Regions from separate parts of the Homo sapiens genome. Here region 1 is linked to region 2. Evidence: chromatin loops called from intact Hi-C (ENCODE). Cell type or tissue: breast epithelium. All regions are shown on one strand. Each heading gives the region's core, and the rest is flanking DNA. Links, peaks and the distances in the headings are about the cores only.

What was found. Peaks named below come from ENCODE experiments on the same cell type or tissue, not always from the same donor. Only the 100,000 strongest peaks of a DNase experiment are listed, where the experiment ranks them.
Region 1: a loop joins it to region 2, with 18 times the contacts of the local background. A loop is called at or near these places in 1 of 110 quality-filtered maps.

What each region holds. Positions count from the first base shown.
Region 1 is chr4:37,835,758-37,838,682 of GRCh38, forward strand. PGM2 (phosphoglucomutase 2) reads left to right here. Exons shown (of 14, transcript NM_018290.4): 4 at 1,772-1,856. Among named protein-coding and RNA genes, the nearest start is that of PGM2, 11 kb to the left of the region's middle. In breast epithelium, for the core only: no CTCF peak of the experiment used is centred there; no DNase peak of the experiment used is centred there; H3K27ac peaks cover 557 bases.
Region 2 is chr4:37,401,096-37,404,020 of GRCh38, forward strand. The region is part of intron 3 of NWD2 (NACHT and WD repeat domain containing 2); the gene reads left to right. Among named protein-coding and RNA genes, the nearest start is that of PGCKA1, 51 kb to the right of the region's middle. In breast epithelium, for the core only: no CTCF peak of the experiment used is centred there; no DNase peak of the experiment used is centred there.

The DNA of each region.
Region 1 (2,925 bases), core at 303-2,802, 430 kb after region 2:
GCCGGGGAAAATCACCCGGTGGCATCAGCCCCAGGTTCAACTCAGGAGGGCATAAGATTTTTAGTCTTTAGCTTTGCAGCTCAAAAATGTGCTTTTTGTCAATAAAGCAAGAGAAAAGTTATAGCTCTGGGGGATAGATGCACATGAACTACATTCACAAGAGAATGATGTGGTATAAACCAGCATATCAGCTTGTCATTTACAGTTAGTGGATGTACAATCAGAACTAAATCGTGACCGTGTTCCTCTGCCGCCCCAGGGCAAGTCAGATCCTTTGCTCAGAGCATGCAAAGTGCACGTATGTGGCTAAGTCTGTCTGCTGAGCTGCGTAAATTTCTTCATTTTGGGCTGACTGCCCTGCTTCTGGTTGATACAACCTTCAGAGATATGTTAACATTATCAATTAAGGTACAGATTTTTTTGCCCTGGCCTTGGAGCCGTATCATTTCCTTAAAGTGAGTGATGTTACTGATTTAAGCTTATGGTTCAAGTCTCAGAGTTTGATGGGATGGGATGGAGTGGAACTCAAGGCTACTCTCTATCACCTGTAACGCGTGAGACATTTAGAGATCATAATGTAAGTGTTTAACCAACACATGGTAAAATATTCATGATGAGTGAATGGAATCTTCGTAAGGAGTTGGAAACTATTGCAGTTTCTGAATTTCGCCCGAGGAGATGTTTATCCTTTAATCTTCCAATTTTAAATATCTGGTGGGGAACGTAAGCAGTAACTGTTAAGTATATGCAGAGAACGCATTGCATTTTTTTGTGCACATTTGTAACAGAGAGAGAGAGTGGCGATCTGCTCTTTGTGCCCCAGCCAGCCTTCAGAATAGTGTCGGCGAAGCTAGTGCCCAAGAAGTATTTGGGGAGAGTAAGAATGATCTGATTGTTTAACTCACAGGGGTGGTATAATGTTGTTCATTCTAAGTAAATCGCTCATTTATTTGTGGTAACGTATTTTACACCAGCTTGAAGGAAGATTTGATGCCATTTTCTGCGTCTTACCCTAAGCAAGTTTCTGTGGAAGTTGAGAAAAATGTCAAAGAATTAAGTTTTCTTTCAAAGGCTGATTGGAACCAAGATGTATATATGTGTATGGGTGTGTGTGTGTGTGTGTGTATACACACATGCGTACTCCAGGATGTCTTTATATTTCAAATAAAGCAATCTCTAATCAAATTCCAGTCTGTGTGGTGTACGCTGGATTGTGATAGGCTTAGGCTGGGATTTTCAGCCTCTGCACTGTTGACATGTGACTGCACAGTGGCTGGATGATCTTTTGTTGTGGTTGTAGGGTACATTGTAAGGTGTTCAGCAGCACCCCTGACCTCTCCCTACTAGCTGCCAGTAGCAACTCTCTCCATTTCCCAGCATGACAAGCAAAAATGTTTCGAGACATTTCAGATGCCTGGAAGGAGAAGGTGCAGACTTGCCCTGGCTGAGAACCACTGAGATAGACAGAGAGCTGAAAGGCCAGGAAGCAGCCTGGCTCTGCCACTAAGTGGCTGTTAGAACCGGGGAAAGGGGCCTGACCTTTCTTGGCTTTAGTGCCATTTCTATAAAACAAAAGAGTGAAATGAGATGACTCCTGAGAGTCCTCCAGCTTTACTGTCCCATGCCAGGGTAAAGATTATAATAAATGCTGTCCTTGATCTGGATGCTGCATTCACCCTAAAGAACATTCAGCATTCATTTCCTTCTTTCCATCACTCACAGTCCTGATCACTCAACTCTCCTTTTCTTCCCTGTCACTCTGCATTCTCAGGTTTGCCCGACTTGCTGCAACCACATTTATCAGTCAGGGGATTCCTGTGTACCTCTTTTCTGATATAACGCCAACCCCCTTTGTGGTAAGTAGCCATTTCCTTTCATAATTTCCTGTCACATGATCAGGGATGGGACTTGGCTGAATTTTATAGTCTTTAGGGCTATTGGGATTGGACTGTTTGAATGACAGAGGAGTTCCTTGGCATGTATGAGACATTTCCTTCTCTCCTGGAATGTTTCTCCCACATCTTAGTAATATTTCTCTGGTATTCAACTTTTGATTCATTGGAATTGGTTTTTTTAAATTGCAGTTTTCCTTTTCTTTGCATTCTAAGGGTATTCGAGAGAGTCAGCAAATTTTTTTTTTTGAGACAGAGTCTCGCTCTGTTGCCCAGGCTGGAGTGCAATGGTACGATCTTGGCTCACTGCAACCTCCGTGTCCCGGGTTCAAGCAATTCTACTACCTCAGCCTCCCAAGTAGCTGGTATTACAGGTGCCTGCCATCACTCCCAGCTAATTTTTGCATTTTTAGTAGCGACGAGGTTTCACCACGTTGGCCACGCTAGTCTCGAACTCCTGGCCTCAGGTGATCCACCCAGCTTGGCCTCCGGAAGTGCTGGGATTACAGGCATGAGCCACCACGCCCGGCCTTTTCTCTGTTTTTAAATTTGGTTTGTAGTTCTTTTTCTCAGCTATCACAATTAGGAAACTTCTTGTGTCGAAATCTGAATTCACCTCAAACCCTGTCTTGTCATGAATATTTTTGACAAGCTGGCACACCCCTGTTTTATACAAATGTTTTATTCTAAATACTATTCATGGCTAGTACAGAGAGCATGCTCGGCATATTTGAGTAAGACTTTCATCAAATCCTTCATGTAGCACAATCTAAAGAAGAAGACAGTAGGGACTATGACAGTTGTTGCTTTGACATAGACAAAACTTTTAAGAGCTGGGCCAGATGCTGAGAATATGTTTTGGAAAATGTGATTTGGATGCAGTTAGTCACATCTAGTAGAAATGAGACTGTATTGCTACAGAAGGAGGTTCCAATTCATTTTGTGTTTGCCGGCTCTAGTGCACTGACAGGTAGATGCAGCACCCCTAGGCTGTAAATAACCTGCTAGACACTCTATTCACATCTAAATGTAG
Region 2 (2,925 bases), core at 319-2,818:
AAATTAAGGGCCATGTCTCCTAGAACAGCTTGTAATGTCAATTTTGTATAGCCATTTTTCACTTATCCAGTCCCTAAACTTATCTGTGCTCTCTTTCCTCCTTGGCCAGAGATCTTATTTCCCTCTTATTGAGAAACAGAGGACAGCCTCCATGAGCCCCCTGGGTGTGCCTACCCATCTCCACCTGAGAAGATCTCCTACCTCCATTTGGCCCAGTTTGCCAACTGGCTTAACAAGAAAAACTGCTCTCCAGAGATACCACCTTGATCTTCACTGCCCCAGGATCTTCTCTGACAGTTAACTCTTTGTCTCTTGTACTTTTGATTCCTCCCTGTCCCTGTGTGGTTTACAGACTCACACATTGTCTTCCATCTGTGACTCTATTCCATTGCTTTGGGTACTTCCCAGGTTCAGAACCTCATCTTCTCTCACCTGGGCTCCTCATTGATCCCTCCAGCTGCAGCTGCTTTCTTCCCAGAATTTTATGCCAGAATTATTTCATTAAAATACACGTGTGATTATGTTAGTCCCCTACCCAAAAACTCAGAGATCTCCAAAAAGAATTAGAAAAAAAATTTAATATAAGCCTGAAGGTCTTCTACTATCCACCTTGAGGCCTTCTACTTTCTTTTCTAGAACAAGTATCTTCTGCACACCTTTCTGGTTCTTTGAACATCCATGCCCATCTTCAGACCTCTGAACTTCTGCCCTTGTTATTTTCCCATCTGCAGTGTCTTTTCTCCTCTTGTTGAAATCGTCCTCAGTGAAAAACCTTCCTCTGTGTTCCAGTGCAGATCAATGATACCCACTTCCGTGTACCTGCTATGGTTTGAGTGGACCCTCCCAAATTCATGCTGAAATTCAATTGTCATTGTGATGATATTAAGAGCTGGGACTTTTAAGAGGTGATTAATTCATTAATCATAAATTGATTAACACCATTACCTTAGGAGTGAATTCGTTATTTCAGGAGTAGATTCCCAATAAAAAGGATGACTTCAGCCTCAGTTTCTCTCTCTGTTCTGTATGCTAACTTACCCTTATGCCATGTTATGACACAGCAAGAAGGGCCACACCAGATGCTGAGGAGATGTTGCTGTCACGTCCTTGGACTTCTCAGCCTCCAGAACTGTGAGAAATAAATTTATTTTCTTTATAAATTTCTCAGTCTCAGATATTCTTTTATAGCAGCACAAAACCCACTAGAATAGCACCTATTTTATGCTTTCATTATAGCACTGCCTTCCATTGTAGTTAGTTCTATGTGTCTGAGATCAGGAATAGCGTCTTTTTCCTTTTCTTTTTATCTTTCCCAGCAACAAACATGGTGATTTATGAAAATTAGATGTTGAAGCACTGAATTACATTGTGTACTGTTAGCCAAATGGATAATCACAGAGGTATTATAGGGAAGAAGACAATGTGGATTCATTTTCATCAGACATTGTCTTCTGTAATATTATTTAAATGCAATGTACTTCCCCCATATCTAGAATTTTTATCTATTGGTGAATTGAATTATTATTTTGAAGTTCTCATATGAAGAAGGCATTTATGTGTGTAAAGTAGAAAGATCAGGCTGGGATTAGAAATGCTAATACGTTCTAGCCCTGGCTGTTCACAAACCCAGCTGCATGGGTTCTGTAATGTCATTTAAAACTTTGGGAAGACTCAATTTCCTCATCTCTGAAATGAGGAAACTACATTCTCCCTAAACTTTCTACCAAGTCTAAGATTTTGTTATTTTAACCATCACTATTGTCTTTTGTCAGCTTTTGTTATATAAAATGTACTAGTTTTTATGTTTGATGCGTTGTTTTTCATAGCATAGACAACTGTACTTTGAATGCTTCAAGGATTTCCTGATTACTAAGAGGTCCCAACCCTAATAATTAATTCCCTGAGAGAGAGAGAGAGTTAGGCAGCTCACTTCTTCCTAATCTTTTTGTGGAGTCACCAAGAACAAAGTCTACTAGAAGAAAAGGTGTGGAGAAGATTTCTAAGCCCACAGCATGCCACTCTCAGGAACTACCCTCTCTTTTCCAACAAATATTTATTGTGCCCTTATTATGTACCAGGCACTGTTCTAGGCATGAGAATGCAGTGATGAGCGAGACAGACAAGGACCCTTCATTCTGGTAGTTTATAGTGGAAAAGAAAAGAAACATGATAAACAAGAAAACAAATTTTAAAAAGGTCATTTTTACCTAGTGATATGGATCAAGGGAACAATAAGAGAGAGTGTTGTAATAGGTTTTTGAATACCTAGTTTAGCTCAGGTGAACATGAAGGGTCCAGAATAATTAAAGCAGCCACATGTGCAAAGATCTAGGGGCCCCAGGGAAACTACCCAACTATAAGAACATTCGTGCTCCTAGTACAGGGGGAAACAAACTCCTAGGAGTCAGATCCAGTTTCCCCAGTGGAGACGATTTCTGAGGAGTGGGTTCCTGACAAAAAGATGAGTTTTGCCTGCATTTTTCTTTCTCTCATTCTCACTTGCATGAAGCATCATTAGACCTGATTTAAAGCTCAAATCCTCTCTAGGACAAAGCTATAATGCATAGATCATCTTTGATAGCAGAAAAAAGCGACTCTACTTGTTTCTGCATTACATACACTGCAAACATGGGGTTCACATTTGTGAAACATTTCTGTAGGCAGACTTGGCTATTTTTATAGTCTATGGCATAAAAGAGATAGGCTTCAAGTCATGTGCAGTTTGTGGGAATTGAACCACTTTTAGGTCCAATTCAGGAATGTACATTAAAATGAAAGCTCATAAGAATGATACTGATAGTAGCCCTAATTAAATTTTCACTGACAAACTTTAGTACTTCCTTTTCAAAACAATTAGCATCTTGTAGTTCATCAAGATTATAGGAGTGAGAGACCTATAGAATTAGATCCACATTCCTCAGCCAG